Linked DNA regions of Homo sapiens: region 2 is linked to region 1. Evidence: chromatin loops called from intact Hi-C (ENCODE). Cell type or tissue: K562. All regions are shown on one strand. Region 1 overlaps PHKB (phosphorylase kinase regulatory subunit beta). Region 2 overlaps PHKB (phosphorylase kinase regulatory subunit beta).

Region 1 (8,000 bases):
GGGTGATTCATGGACCCAGACATGATTACCTATGCATTCCCATTAGCAACCAGGCCTTTGGATGTATTCAGTGTCACTTTACAGAACAAGCCACACATTTAGTTAGGTGGCCACATAGCTGAAATGAAAACTGAAGCATTTACAGCCCTTTTCTGTAGTTGTGGCCTAACTTGGGCCATTTAAAACCTATTATGTACTAGAAAACTCGGAGAAGCCTGCTGGTAAGAGATTACCTTTTCTATAATGCCTCTTAAGCAGAATATTTCAAGCCTCAGGACTCATGAACAGGCAAATGTGAGATGAGCACCCCCAAACACAGTGAAAACTCCTTGGCTTCACCATAGCCTTTCAGAAGTGTTTCTCCCTCTTCATTCATTTTCGTTTATATTTCAAGTCCTGTTCTGGCAAGATAGAGGAGGAAAATCTTAAAGAAAATAAATAAGAAATAACTTAAGGAAGAATCAAACAGGAGAAAACAAAAACTCTTTAAGGAACTAAAATGATTTCTATTTCTAGGTGTCATCTGCTAAATGACAAAATATTACATGTAACAATGCCAATTGATTTCTGATTTTATCTTTGAACTAAAAGAACAGGAGGACATATATCTCTAGACTCTGTTTTCTTTCCTTATAAGCACCAAGCTCTGTTTTCCATCTTGGCTTTTCTACTAAGAAGGAAAGTGGTTTTAAGCACTAGCACAGTCATTCAGTAGTAATGGGGAAATAGAATGTTTAAAGATAGCTTTTATGCATCAACAGTCCTGAAAATTTCTAAACCCAAGAACTGTGCTTTAACATTACATAGAGTGTTTGAAGGTATATACAAGACGCTTTTCCTGTACTGTATCATCAAATTGAAATAGAATGCACCAAGAAACAGACTAGAAAAATATCAAACTTTAGTGTTATAATCCGTTTTGAAGAATGATTCTTTATACATTACTTTCAATGTTGACACTTTTTTGGGAGTTCATCTAACCAAAACTTAGTAAAACTATAAAGACACACTTAAAATTTGTATCTGTTAAAATAATAAGTACCATACCTGCTGGTGTTAGGCTTAACTTTGCATTGTGTTTTGAATGTGGCCTGTCGTGTTTGCATTTAAGTACTCTGAGTGGTTTGCATTTATAATTTCTTACTTATTTAGAAATACTCCATTTATATTGGAAATGATTTGCTTTCCCCTATTGTAGTTCTTTGGACATTATCTTTATAGGCATATGTTTTATTGTGCGATTTCATTTGACAATTATTTTAAAGCACATCCTTGCTTCACAGCTGAGCTTTTCATTGGTACTTTGGCCAGAAACTATCCAGTATTGCCAAAAGTGAAAGCCAGTAGTATCTTGATTTTGAAAAATTTATTTTCAATGTACCTGCATTGTTTTATGTATTTTAACCCTTCATATTCCTTCTGGATATGTTTCTGCTTTTTGTTTTTTCTTTGTTTCTCCTCTTTATGGAATTTAGTGTGAATCCTGTATTTCTGTGTGTGCATACTTGAGTTGTGCTGTTACTACTAATGTACTAGTATTTGCTGTGGTTGAAAGAAATTTGTTTTGACTGCTTAAACTAAAAGAGGGATCTAGATATTCAGGTTTTTCTTTAAAGACCCTTGGAGTCAAATGTACAAAACCAAGAATTTATAAAGAAATTCAACAGCCAAAATAAATAATTATTAGAGAAGGAATGTAGCATTCAATACCTTAGATTGCTTCCGTTTCTCATGTGGCCACTACAGTTATATTAAGTTAGCATAGTTGGTCAGCTGTAGCAATCACCTTGGCAATACAGTTCAGTTACTTGGAATAATGGTTATAGCATATTGTGATGAGGTAGGAAACGGCTTGGCATTTTTGCTTTTATTCTTAAATGACAAAGATAATTTAAGAGGTTATTCCTTTTTATAATGGCTCATGAGCTTATCTACCTTGGCTCCCTAAGTTTATCAGCCAGCTGGTAAGTGAGCTTCAACATAGGACTTGAGTCTTTTCATTTACTTGTTTCTCTTTATGTTCTTTGATTAACTTTCTTTTGTTAATTTAATTTGATGGGCAAATCAGTACCTGTTAAAATTTTATTGTATATTCTGGGCAAAACAAAACTTTCAATTGTATATGCCTGATATTGTTTTTTTTAAGGAATTTATATAGCAGTCTTGTTTTCAGTTAACTAATCTAACCGTCAACTAATCAAAAAGATTCTTGTGATTGGAAGAGAACACAGGCCCGAGTCTCCTGAACTCTTGTGGGTTGTGGCCTCCTTTAAGAGCCTAATGAAAGGGTGTACATTTGGTGTTCACGTACACCTGGGTCTGATTCAGGCTCTGTTGTTTACTACCTATTTGATCCTGAGGAAGCTATATCTTTTTGAGATTCAGCTTCTTGCTTTGTAAAAATGATGTTAATAAAACCTACCAGGAGAGATTATTGTGAAGATCAAACAAGATGTTATATGCAAAACACCTGATATTTAGTAACTGCGCAATAAATTTTAGTTATCTTTCCTAAAAATATGTGTCTTTTACAATATTGCTGATGTGTATTAAAGACTAATGACTTATATACAACAAATATGATTTCTTATCTCTCTCATTTTGGTATCTACCCTCAAAATAGCCATTTTAAGTAAATCTGTCATGCTTAAATACAACTAGCTTGAATCAGATTACTCAGAATTTAATATTAATAGAGCTGTACTATTTAATATGGTCCACTCCATTTTGTAAATTTAGCTTTTATTTTACTCTACGTCCATCTTATTTTTGTCAGTAATCACTGTAACTCTAAAGAAATTGTTTCTGATAGTTTCCATGGAAACTCCTATTAGATTGCAGGTAGAGCAGTTGTTATTTTACGTATACTTAAAAGATATTTTTGTCTCAGATATGCACTGTGCTCGCTTCATGTAGCATGGAATTCTCAGAAGCACTCCTTAATTGTATCCTACTTGGACCTCTGACCTCTTACTAGGACCTGCCCTGTAATCTTATAAGATTTAGGAAATAGAGGCCATATCATATGACTTAACCCCCTTGGCATGAAGCTTATTGACCCTCAGGCTGTGTCATTATGCTCAGCAAAAATGATGCTTCACATTTCATAAGTGAAGTGGTTTCATGAAGAGCACAACAGCTTGTCTCACTGCTTTAGATTATCACCAGTACTCACATTGTGCATTCTAAAAGCGATTTTCCTTGTGCTGTTTTATCTTCAGTCTTTTGTGAAATGAGAGAGTAAGAGGAACTCCCTAGAATTTCTGATTCTGATCCAGGTATCTATGCACATTTCCAAATGGGTATATGGTGGGCATTTCAAATGTAACCGGAACAAAACAGAACTCTTATTTTCTACTCTTATTCTTATCCCAATCATGTTCTTCCTTAAATATACTTCATTTCATTAAACTAAACCATTATTCTTCCAGCTACTCAAGCTAAAAAGGTTATTCCTCTCTTTCCTTCAACCTTTTTATTCAGTTAATCTGTAAATCTTTCTACTCCACCTCTAAAACACATACCAAATTTGTTTTTCTTCAGCTGTACTCCTACCTCCCTAGTCCAAGCCACTTTTATCTCTGGTCCACACTACAGAAATAGCCTGAATTCCTGTTTCCTCATTCTTATCTCACTACAGTCTGTTCTCTGTCAAGCAGTGAGATGGGTCTTTAAGAAATGCAAGTCAGCTCATGTCACTTTCCTGCTTAAGGCCCTCCTATTGTATCTGTCATTACTTAGCATAAAATCTACAATCCCAGGCTCACGCCTATAATCCCAGCACTGTGGGAGGCCAAGGTGGGTGGGTTACCTGAGGTCAGAAGTTCGAGATCAGCCTGGCCAACATGGTGAAACCCTGTCTCTACTAATAATACAAAAAATTAGCCAGGTATGGTGGCATGCGCCTGTAATCTCAGCTACTCGGGAAGCTGAGACAGAAGAATCGCTTGAACCCAGGAGGTGGAGGTTGCAGTGAGCTGAGATCGTGCCATTGCACTCCAGCCTGGGCAACAAGATCGAAACTGTGTCTCACAAAATAAAATAAATAAATAAATAAAAATAAATTCTACATTCCCTTCCTTTGAATGACAAAGTCCCAGGTGACATGGCTTTTGCCTGCCCCTCTGACCTCCTCACAGAATTCTCCTCTTCTTCTCCACTGCTATCTTTGGGTCCATAAGATGCAATCTAATTTGCACTTTAGGCTCTGTAGTATAGCTTTTTAGGCTCTCTCTAATAGCTATTTTATCTGCCTGGAAAGCTCTCTATACTGCTGTTTGGGTAGCTTGTTCCTTCTGGTTGAGTTTTAGGTTCTTATCTTAAATGTAGCCTCTTTAGAAAGGCTTTTTCTGCCCACCCAATCTAAGTAGCCCCCAGACACATCACTCTTAATTTTAATTCTCTGTAGTGTCCTTATTATTAGGTAATTTTTCCCCCTTCTTAGTTTTCCTGTTCATCTTCATCCACTAGAATATAAGCTATATAAAAGCAGAGACTTACTTGTTTTGTGCATAGCTGTATCCCTAAAGTCCAGAAGAGTGCCTGGAACATAAAAAATGTTCAGTAAATCATATAATATCTATCACACTGGAGACTGTCCTGCTTCTTTTGAGAGACAGTGTCATAATATGGTTATTATATAGATGTTAGACTCGTACAACTAGGTTCAAATACTAGTATTGAATCTTACAAACTGTGAACTCAATAGCAAAGACATGGAATCAACCTAGGTGCCCAAAAACAGTGGGTTGGATAAAGAAAATGTGGTACATATACACCAGGGAATAATTCACAGCTGTGGAAAGAATGAAATCATGTCCTTTGCAGCAACATGAATACAGCTGGAGGCCATTATCCTAAGTGAATTAACACAAGAACAGAAAACCAAATACTACTGCATGTTCTCCTAAGTGGGAGCTAAACATTGGGTACTCATGGACATAAACATGGCAACAGTAGAAACTGGGGATTGCTAGAGGGGAGAGTGAGGGAGAGGGGCAGGGCAGGGGTTGAAAAACTAACTGTTGGGTTCTTTATTCACTGCCTGAATGATGGGATCATTCACACCCCAAACCTCAGCATCACGTAATATACCCAGGTAACAAACTTGCACGTGTACCCCTAAACCTAAAACAAAATTTGAAATTATTAGAAATAAATAAACAAAATGTTTTTCCCCCTAAAACCAAACAAATTGTGTCTAATGTTTTGCACTTAATTTTCCATACTATGGAGTGGAGATAATAGTATATCCCTCATAAGTTCTTTTGTGAAGATGAAGTAATGTCTGGAAGTACCTAGTGGTGGTAGTAGTAGTACTAATGATAATAATGATTTTTCATGCTATGATGACAGCAGTGACAACTTTTTAAGCAGCTAATCTTTATTGAGTACTTAATGTGTTACAAGTAGTGCTTTACATTTAAATCTCACAGAAATCCTCTTGCCTAGACCAGTTTGGTTGGGGAGACCCTAACCCAGCGGCGCTAGAGGAATTAAAGACACACACACAGAAATACAGAGGTGTGAAGTGGGAAATCAGGGGTCTCACAGCCTTCAGAGCTGAGAGCCTCTAACAGAGATTTACCCACGTATTTATTCACAGCAAGCCAGTCATTAGCATTGTTTCTGTAGATATTAAATTAACTATAAGTATCCTTTATGGGAAACAAGGGATGGGCCGAATTAAAGGAATGGGTTGGGCAAGTTAACTGCAGCAGGAGCATGTCTTTAAGGCACAGATCCCTCATGCTATTGTTGTATGGCTTAAGAATGCCTTTAAGCGGTTTTAGGCCCTGGGCGGGCCAGGTGTTCCTTGCCCTCATTCCTTAAACCCACAACTTTCCAGAGTGGGCGTTATGGCCATCATGAACGTATCGCAGTGCTGCAGAGATTTTGTTTATGGCCAGTTTTGGGGCTGGTTTATGGCCAGATTTTGGGGGCCTGTTCCCAACATCCTCTTTTGTAGGTGTTATTACTATTCCCTTTTGAAAAACTCACAGCACAGGGAAGTAAAGTAACTTACTTAAAGTCACCCAAACTCTGGCAGACCCTATTACCCAGCCACTGCTGCCTTCCTTCTCTTCATCTATAGTGCCTAGTACTCCATAAATAAACAACAGTGGTTACTACTGATGTCTTCTTGATGTTTATTGTTCTTCTTTCATTCATTTCTAATTAACTGATGTTTATTGGACCTCTCTGATGTAGGAAGTTTGTAATAAATAATAGTGGTTGAGAGAGCTAATAGCCTGATGGAATTTATGCAGAACTCAAGGCGACCAGTGCTTTTGTATACATTCACTCTGTCTCTCTCCTGGATTCCTCCAGTTGTTTCCTACTGAACTTTGCTACTAGAGCCATAACCTCTCCTTGTACAATCACCCTAGTCAATGCACACTATTGTTGCCTGGGTGATTTTTCTAAAATGAACTAACCCTTAAGTGGTTACTTAACACCACTCATCAGCTCTCTGTCTCCTGCAGGGTTGAAGTAGGGACTTCAAGGAAAGCCTCTCTGGAAGTGATATTTAACTCCTAGAAATAGGAATCAGTGGAGAAGTTGGGGTAAGGAGGACTCTAGGCTGAGGATCCTGGGGCTAGATAGAGCTGGGTATTTAAAGCGTACTGAAAAGGCCATTATGGGTAAAGCATTGTGAATGACAGGAATGGGTGAGAGGAAGGCCTGGGATGGGCAGGGTCTTGGGAGCCTTGAAGATGTTTGAATTTTATTATAAATGGAAGGGAAGGTGAAAATTTGAAGCAGTGGAGTTGTAAGGCTGGATTAGTATTTTATGATGATTCTCTGTCTGTTATGTAAAAATAGACTGGAAGGTGACAAAAAGGCGGGGAGCAACCTCATGGCCGAAGCTGTGTGTCATATAGCTCTATGTTTAACACCTGGCACCATGCTGGGTGCATAGGGCCACTCAATCTATGTTTGATAGTGAATGGCTGTGAAGGCACAGATATTGAGTATATCATCATTCTGGATTCAGAAGATGTGGCCACCTTGATTATGCATTAGAATCTACATATCTCTGACTCAGTAAACTCACTTTTGGAAGAATATTCCTGTGGCCCATTTCCTGTTAAACGGAGAATAAACTAACTTTAGAAAGTGAGTTTATTGAATCAGAGGTATAAATGGTAGGTAGGTTCTAATGCATAATTAATTAAGGTGCATATATACAAATATAAAATGTATATGTGTCACGAGGTCAGGAGATCGAGACCACCCTGGCTAACGTGGTGAAACCCCCTCTCTACTAAAAATACAAAGAAATTAGCCGGGTATGGTGGCGGGCGCCTGTAGTCCCAGCTACTCGCAAGGCTGAGGCAGGAGAATGGCGTGAACCCGGGAGGCGGGTCTTGCATTGAGCTGAGATTGCACCACTGCACTCCAGCCTGGGTGACAGAGAGAGACTCCGTCTCAAAAAATAAAAAGTATATGTGCGAAATACATGTGTGTGTATATATAGTAAAATCTTAGATACAGTTAGTTTTATATCATGATGCTATTCTGTTTTCACATTTTAAAATGGCATATTGACCCTTCTATTCTGAGGAATAGTCTGCAAAGCTACACAAGGTCCTTGATTCTTTGCTTGATTCAGGCAGAAGGATGCATTTAGACATTTAATTTACCTCTGAACAGATAATGGACTTTTAGAAAATATATGCAATTAAGACATATCTTTTATGGTTTTGGGACACATCTATTTTCAAATCCCTGATTAGAAAACAACTGCCCATTGCGGTGGCTCATGCCTGTAATCCTAGCACTTCAAAAGGCCAAGGCAGGCGGGCTGCTTGAGCCCAATTTGAGACTAGCCTGTGCAACATGACGAAACCATCTCTACAAAAAATACAAAAATTAGGCTGGGTGCGGTGGCTCACGCCTGTAATCGCAGCACTTTGGGAGGCCGAGACGGGCGGATCACGAGATCAGGAGATCGAGACCATTCTGGCTAACACAGTGAAACCTCGTCTCTACTAAAA
Region 2 (8,000 bases), 51 kb after region 1:
GTTGTTTCCTTTAACCTTTTAATGTTTCTGTTTGTTGCAGATAAATGCAGTGTCACTTTATCTCCTTTACCTTGTGGAAATGATTTCCTCAGGACTCCAGATTATCTACAACACTGATGAGGTATGCTTTCCCCAAATTTTCTATTACTAAATTTCACCTCTGAAAATATCTATTTTTTTTTTTAGTTTTCACAACTTATTTTTAGTTTATGTAAAATGTATTCCTGTTACATTTATATAATCAGATAGTAGATGTTGGTTGTTGAATGAAAAAGTCTTTATATCTTCAATGCATTGCACTTTTAAAATGAACACAATGTGTAACAGGTTGTAAAACTTTACTCCCGTGAAGACTCTATTTCAGGTGATCTAAAATAAAACATGTAACTTTTAAAAAATTTTAGTAACAATGAAAGCAAAATAACATTTGCAGATTTTCTCAATTATTGTCTTTTTTTTTTTTTTTGAGATGGAGTCTTGCTCTGTCACGGGGCTGGAGTGCAGTGGTATGATCTCAGCTCACTGCAACCTCTGCCTCCCAGGTTCAAGCGATTCCCCTGCCTCAGCCTCCAAAGTATCTGGGATTATAGGCATGTGCCACTACGCCTGGCTAATTTTTTGTATTTTAGTAGAGACGGGGTTTCACCATGTTGGCCAAGGCAGTCTTGATCTCCTGACCTTGTGATCCGCCCACCTCGGCCTCCCAAAGTGCTGGGATTACAGGAGTGAGCCACCGTGCCCGGCCTCTTTCTTTTGTTTTACATCGTTGCATTTCATAACTCACCCTTTGAAAAGTAAAGAGAAACTTTTATCCTGTTATATTATTTTTATTTGTAGGATCTCAGTAGGATTCTTCATGTTTTTCAAAAGACAAATACCATGTTCTTATTCTTATTAGGAAAATTGTAAAGAATTCATATCCCAAAGATGAGAAGCATTTCTTTCACAGGCATTAATGCTTGAACAAACACACAAGCACATGCGCTGATGTACTTTGAAATGTGCCATAGTGGGAGCAAAAAAGCTTTTATTGTTTGGTACATGCAGTGAGAACTCTGTGAAAGGGTAGATGTACTATATATGTTTGTTACTATTCCTCTCCTGTGATCCATGCAAGGGAGAACAATTACATCAGACACTCAACACCAAAATTGTCATTGGACCGTACTGAGGGTACTACAAAATAGGTGCATGTAGCCCTGCCCTCTAGTAGTTTATATTCTCATACACACTTATAGTGTATGAGTTTATAGTCTCATACAATAAATAAATTCTATTTAGAAGTGAAGATAAATAATGAAGAAGAAATTATGGTCGTAAGAAATTAATAATACCCAGTATGGTTTCTTCTATTTGATTTGTCAAAGAATTCTATGGTTTCATTTCATCCAAATAATTGTTAGTGTTTATAATATTGTGAAGTGGGATTATTCAAGCATTTGGGATCAGGGAGGAGCTGGGAAACTCCTGTTTTAGTCCAATTTTAAGGAGCATGCTAAAATATAAAACAAATAAGGGAAAGGAGCTGGGAAACTCCTGTTTTAGATCAATCTTAAAGAGCATGCCAATATATAAAACAAATAAAAGAAGCATGACTCTGACTGAGGAGAGGAGGCCTTCCAGAACCAGCCCACTTAGCTTCTCAATTTTTCCACCCATAATATCTCCAAAGCACTGGGAGAAATATCCTAGATCCCTGTGGAACATCTTATGATAACCGTTTACAATTAGTGGCAACTAATATTGCTTACAAGTGGCTTTGTTTTGTTCAGTAATTTTTTTTTTTTTTTTTGAGACAGTGTATCACTCTGTCTGCCCAGGCTGGAGTGCAGTAACACCGTTTCAGCTCATTGCAGCCTCAACTTCCTGGGCTCAGGTGATTCTCCCACCTCAGCCTCCTCAGTAGCTGGGACTGCAGATGCACACCACCATGCCCGGCTAATTTCTTTTGTATTTTTTGTAGAGATGGGTTTACCATGTTGCCCAGGCTGTTCTCGATCTCCTGGGCTCAAGCAATCAGCCCACCTCAGTCTCCTAAAGTACTGGGATTACATCTGGGAGCCACTGCACCTGGCCTTGTTTAGTAATTTATTTTTAATTGTAAAAATTTTACTTTTTGCTTTCTCAATATATGTCATAATTCATTTTGTATTTTTATTTGTCAACTGCCATTTTTCATGAATATTATATCACTTTAGCCATTCCATTTGGTTTTATATGGCTTATGTAAGCTTTAAAATTTTTGGATAGTTCCTTACCTTCTTAAACTGCTTTTTTTAAAAAAATTTCTTATTTGTGGTTTTTCTTGGCCTTATGGTTTTTATTTACTATATGTGAAGTTTTTATGCAGCTAATTATCAATAGCCTTCAATATGTACACTTAAAAATCCTAGAGTAATAAAACATGTCATTTCCGCTCACCATCTTTTTCCTTGAGATTCTGTATAATGTGTTGGATCATATGGAGAGGCAGTAAATGGACCTGCATAGAATCAGTTAATGAAATTCTTTTTATCTAAAGATCTCAGAGGATTCAATTCTTTGAAAAGTGGTATGACTTGGAAGCCTTTTCTTTTTTAACTGTATCTTAGGCTCTGGTTTGGCTAGTTCATAACCCTACCACATCTTCAGTTCCTAGTTATACTCACATTTTAAGACAATCTAAGGACCCAGGATGTCAGTGGGATTACCGTTTATTTCCTTCTCTATTTACTATAAAATTTAAAATTTGCCCTAATGCTTCTTTTTCTTAGGATTGAAGAATTCAGAGTTTGGAGATATACATATGTGCACACACACACACATACACATACATATGTAATGAAATATAGGTACTGCATTGTCTGGACTTTGGGGTTTTTGATAAGCCTTTGTTTTGCAGCTCATCATACCTTTACTGGTTCTGTTGTTTTTATAAAATTTGTATCTATACTGTAGTTCCTTTGGGAGAGGGCCATGGTCTTAAGGGTCATGTGCACCTTTACAAAGGGGCAGTGAACCTACTGAGTGGCCATGTTTGTGGTGATGAACTTTGCTGCAGAATGTATTTTCTAAGGGCAGGCACAGTAATGTATGCTAATTTTCTAACATCTTTCGTTGCCTACACAGGCGTACCATGTTTCCTTGGTATCAGTATTTCCTAGTGTCTGTAATAGTCTTGCTGTGTATATTGGTCATACTCATTTTTTATTAAAAATAAAAACTTTGAAAAAGACAAAGTTCTGTAGTTCTGCCCTTGTACTGCTGTTTGCTTTCTTCATCTAGAGAGAAACTCATCATATATGTTAAACTTAGACCTAAATATAAATTTACCTAAGTCAATCCTTTTGATAGAGATAACTTATTTACATCTGTTGGAGGGGGGCAAAGTAATGAACTGCTACGTGGCGTTCCATGTCTCGTTTCATGACATTCTCCATTAATAAATATACTCTAAAAGTAGATTCATAGAAATAAGAAAGAAATCATTTAGAAGTGGGTCCAGAGAAACTTACTTCATTTAAAGTCAAAGTACCCCCTCAAATTTGTATAACAATGAAATTTTGTTTTGTGTTTGAGATACTTTTTTATGTCTCTTATGGAAGTTGTTAAGAGCACATTTAGGTTGCAAGCCTTATAATAAAAATTGTGCACAAAACTGTAGGTGCTTGTTCAACATAAGACCTGTGAAAGTCCCCTTTATGAACTCAAGTGTCATTTACTTTTTTTTGCAAAGATGTTTTCTACCATATGACCTAGCAGCTCTTTTCAAGTATGTCATGTTTCAGATTGGATGACACATGGAATTTCTCTCTTATTGTATTAGTCATCTTTGCTATGTAACAAACTACCTCAGAACTTAGTTTAAAAGATTAAACATTTATTATTTCACAGCCCATGGGTCAGGAAATATGGGAGCAGCTAAGTTGGGTGGTGCTGGCTTGGGGTCTCTCATGAAGCTGCACTTAAGATGTCAGCTGGCTCTGCACTCATCTGAAGGGTTTACTGAGACTGGAAGACCCACTTCTGAGATGGCTCAGTCATATGGCTGTTGGCAGGAAGCCTCAGTTTCTCCCCAGCTGTTATTAGCAAGAGACCTTTCCAACTGAGCTGCTTTGAGTGTCCTCATGACATAGCAGATGGTTTCCTCCAGAGCAAGTGATCCAAGAAAACGAGATAAAAAAATACAGTGCTTTTTATGACCTAGCCTCAGAAGTCACATTTATATACAGTATCCTATTTATTACACAAGTCATCCCTATTCAGTGTAGGCAGGATTTACACAAGGGCTTAGATACTAGGAGTTACGTATGATCAGGAGCCAGCCTGCTATTTTTAGCAGTAGTTTTTAGTTGAACTTCGTTAGAGAGATTTTTTAAGGTGGGATTTTTTTTCCTTGTACACTAAGACTTTTATTTTAAAGATAGGTATTTTATTCTATTATTTTCTATTACTATTTACTAAGTTGTTGTGTACATGTTTTTGTGTACATGTTTTGTGTACATGTTTTCTCTTTAAAATATTAAATTTTTTTTCTGGCTTTTATTTGTTGTATGGAAGCTTTGTGTCCTAGATTCTACCTTTTGCTATGAGATGGTTATCAGGCTGAACTTGAGGGGTTTCTATCTCAAAAGTTGGAACAAATCTTTTCTATAAGTAATCTTAGAGGCATTATAAGGTATTCTTAGCTCCTGCTTGTCATCAGTTTACACAGAGAAATAAGTAAGTTGTTCAAAACTATTTATGGATGGTTTTTCCTCTAAAAATAGAAAGATAACACTGTCCTTGTTTCTAAAATTATATGTAGCAATAGTAATAATGACTAACATTATATAGAACTTATGTGCTGTCACTGTTCAAAGTGCTTTGCATATAGAAAAACTTATTTAATCCTTACAGCAACTCTGTCAGGTAGGTACAGTTACTATCTTCATTTTACAAATGACCAAAATAATGCAGAGAGCCACTAAGTGGCTTATCAAGGTCGCACATGTAGTACGTGGCAGGGCTTGGATTTAAACCAAGTAGTCTGACTCAAGAGTTCATTTTCTATGCTGACAGTGAGTGTTAGATCTCTGTTTAACCTGTACAGATATGAGTGACATATATGTCATGTGGCAACATCATATTCAAGCTTCAAAGGCAGCCAAAGAGACCTAAGGCTTACAGGTTTATTCATGTATAGTTGTTTCTATTTGGTCATGCATCCTTGCATGGATTATACAACTATCTGATAAACATTTATTGAGTTTCCATAATGGGCCAAACAGTGAGAATATAAAAATGAAAAAAGAATTTAGTCTGTAACATCATGCAGTCCATATTATTGTGGGGAAAACAGAGAATGTGTTGTGTTTTCATTTTCTTGATAATATCATTTGAAGCTCAAAGCTTTTTATTAATTTTGATTAAGTCTCATTTATCTAATTTTTTGTTGTTGCTTGTGCTTTAGGTGTCATAGGTCTTTTAAAATTTCTTCTAATGTGGTTTTGTAGTTTTTAATACATTATTCTTTCATTCTTTTAAGTTCTTCCTGCATATTTTATTCTGTATACTAGGTTAAATGGAGCTTTTTAATTTTATTATCAGAATGTTCATTGCTATCATATAGAAATTCATTTGATTTTTATAAATTGATCTTGTGTTCTGCAATCTTGAACTCGTGTTTAAGCTTTAATCGTTTTTATGAGTTCTTTAGGTTTTCTATGTAGAATATTATGTCATTTGCATATAGTAATAGTTTACTTCTTCATATCCAATATGGATAGCTTTTAAATCTTTTTCTTACCTAATTTCCCTGGATAGATGCTCCAATACAATCTTGAAAATAAGGGCTGCGAGTGGACATCCTTGTCTTGTTCCTGATTTTAGGGCAAAACCTTTTAATCTTTCACCATTAAATGTTACCTGTGGGCTGGGTGCGGTGGCTCACCCCTGTAATCCCAGCACTTAGGGAAGCCGAGGCAGGTGGATCACATGAGGTCAGGAGTTCAAGACCAGCCTGACCAATGTGATGAAACCCTGTCTCTACTGAAAAATACAAAAATTAGCTTGGCTTGGTGGCGTACACCTGTAATCCCAGCTACTGGAGAGGCTGAAACAGGAGAATTGCTTGAACCCGGGAGGCGGAGGTTGTGGTAAGCTGAGATTGTGCCATTGCCCTCCAGCCTGGGAAACAAGAGCGAAACTACGTCTCAAAAAAAAAAAAGGAAAGAAAAGAAAAATGTTATCTGTGGGTTTTTTTGGAGATGCCCTTCATCAGATTGAGAAAGTTTCCTTCTATTCCTCGTTTCTTGAGTGCTTTCATCATGGAAAGTTGTTAGATTTTTAATATTTTTTCTATATCTGTTGAGATGATTATGTGATCTTTGTTTTTTATTTAATTAATATATACTACTTCATTGATTGATTTTCTTATTTTGAACCCATCTAAAATATCTGGGATAAATCTTACTTGGTCATGATGTATAATCCTTTTTAAATGTCACTGCATTCATTTGCTGATACTTTGTTGAGTATTTTTACATTAATAGTCATAATGGATATTGGTATATATCCATTCTGTGTTTTGTTGGTTTATATATGTGGATGAGATACCTTTGTCTGGTGTTGGTACCAGGGCCAATAATGGACTCCTAGGATGGGTTAGGAAATGTTTCCTCTTCTATTTTTTGAAGGATTGGTATTAATTCTTTAAATGTTTGATAGATTTTATCAGTAAAGCTTGCTGGGTCTGGGATTTTCTTTATGGAAATGTTTTTGATTACCATTTCTCTTCAGATTTTCTATTTCTTCTTCAGTCAGTTTTAGTAGTTTGTGTTTCTCCAGGAATTTGTCTATTTAATCTAGATTATCTAATTTGTTGGCACATATTAGTTCATAGTATCCTATTTAAGTCCTCTTTATTTCTCTAAGATTGATGTTAATGTCCCTTATTTCATCCTTCCTTTAATAGTTTGAGTCTTATCCCTTTTTTTCTTGGTCAGCCTAGCTAAAGGTTTATTGATTTTTGTTAGCCTTTTCAAAAAATCAATTTTTGGTTTTATTTTTAAAATTATTTTTCTCTTCTCCATTTTATTTATTTTTTTTTTAGTCTTTATTATTTTTTTCCTTCTGGTTGGTTTAGGTTCATTTTTCTCTTATTTTTTCTAGTTTCTTGTGCTAAAAGATTAAATTATTGACTTGAGATCATTCTTCTTTTTAAAATACAGGCATTTTCAATTATAAATTTCCCTCTACTTATCTGCATGCCATTAGTTTTGATATTCTGTGGTTTTTTTATTCATTCATCTCAATGTGTTTTTTGATTTCTCTCGTGAGTTTTTCTTTGACCCATTGTTTATTTAGTAGTACAGTTTTTAATTTTCACATATTTGTGAATTTTTAAATTTCTTTCTGTTACTGATTTATAATTTCATTCCATGATGGTGGGAAAACATCCTTGGTATGATCTCTGTACATTATTGAACATGGTTATTCACATTATTGCCTTTTCAAGTCAATTTTTTTTTTTTTTTTTTTTAGTAATTTCTGTCTCTATTGATTTTGTCTATTTGGTGTGACATCTTTCTCAGGAGTTCCTTTTGTTCTTTGTACATGATTTCCTTCAGCCCTTTGAGCATATTTAGAATATTTGATTTAAAGTCTTTGTCTAGTAAGTCCAGTGTTTGGACTTTATCAGGGACAGTGTCTATTAATTTCATTTTTCAGATATACAGACCACAATTTCTTGTTTCTTTGCATGTCTCATCTTTCTTTGTTAAAACTGGACATTTAGAATAATATATTAACTCCAGAAATCAGGTCTCCCTACTTCAAAGTGTGGTGGTGTTGATGTTTATATTTGTGGAGTTGCCTGTTTGTTTAGCATCTTTCCTGAAAATTTTCTGTGAATTATGTATTCTTTGTCATAGGTGGCCATTGAGGTCTTTGCTGAGTTAGCTTACTGGTCAGTTAATGATTGAACAGGAATTTACTTAAATGCTTTGAACGAATCAGTCTCCTAGCCTTTGCAGAGTTTC

What was found. Hi-C counts contacts between places; a loop is a spot of excess contacts. Peaks named below come from ENCODE experiments on the same cell type or tissue, not always from the same donor. Only the 100,000 strongest peaks of a DNase experiment are listed, where the experiment ranks them.
Region 2: a loop joins it to region 1, with 2.7 times the contacts of the local background. A loop is called at or near these places in 10 of 110 quality-filtered maps.

Annotation. Positions count from the first base shown.
Region 1 is chr16:47,464,623-47,472,622 of GRCh38, forward strand. The region is part of intron 1 of PHKB (phosphorylase kinase regulatory subunit beta); the gene reads left to right. Among named protein-coding and RNA genes, the nearest start is that of PHKB, 7.3 kb to the left of the region's middle. In K562, no CTCF peak of the experiment used is centred here; a DNase peak (open chromatin) is centred at 3,629; H3K4me3 peaks cover 1,996 bases.
Region 2 is chr16:47,515,481-47,523,480 of GRCh38, forward strand. PHKB (phosphorylase kinase regulatory subunit beta) reads left to right here. Exons shown (of 31, transcript NM_000293.3): 6 at 41-121. Among named protein-coding and RNA genes, the nearest start is that of PHKB, 58 kb to the left of the region's middle. In K562, no CTCF peak of the experiment used is centred here; a DNase peak (open chromatin) is centred at 4,991.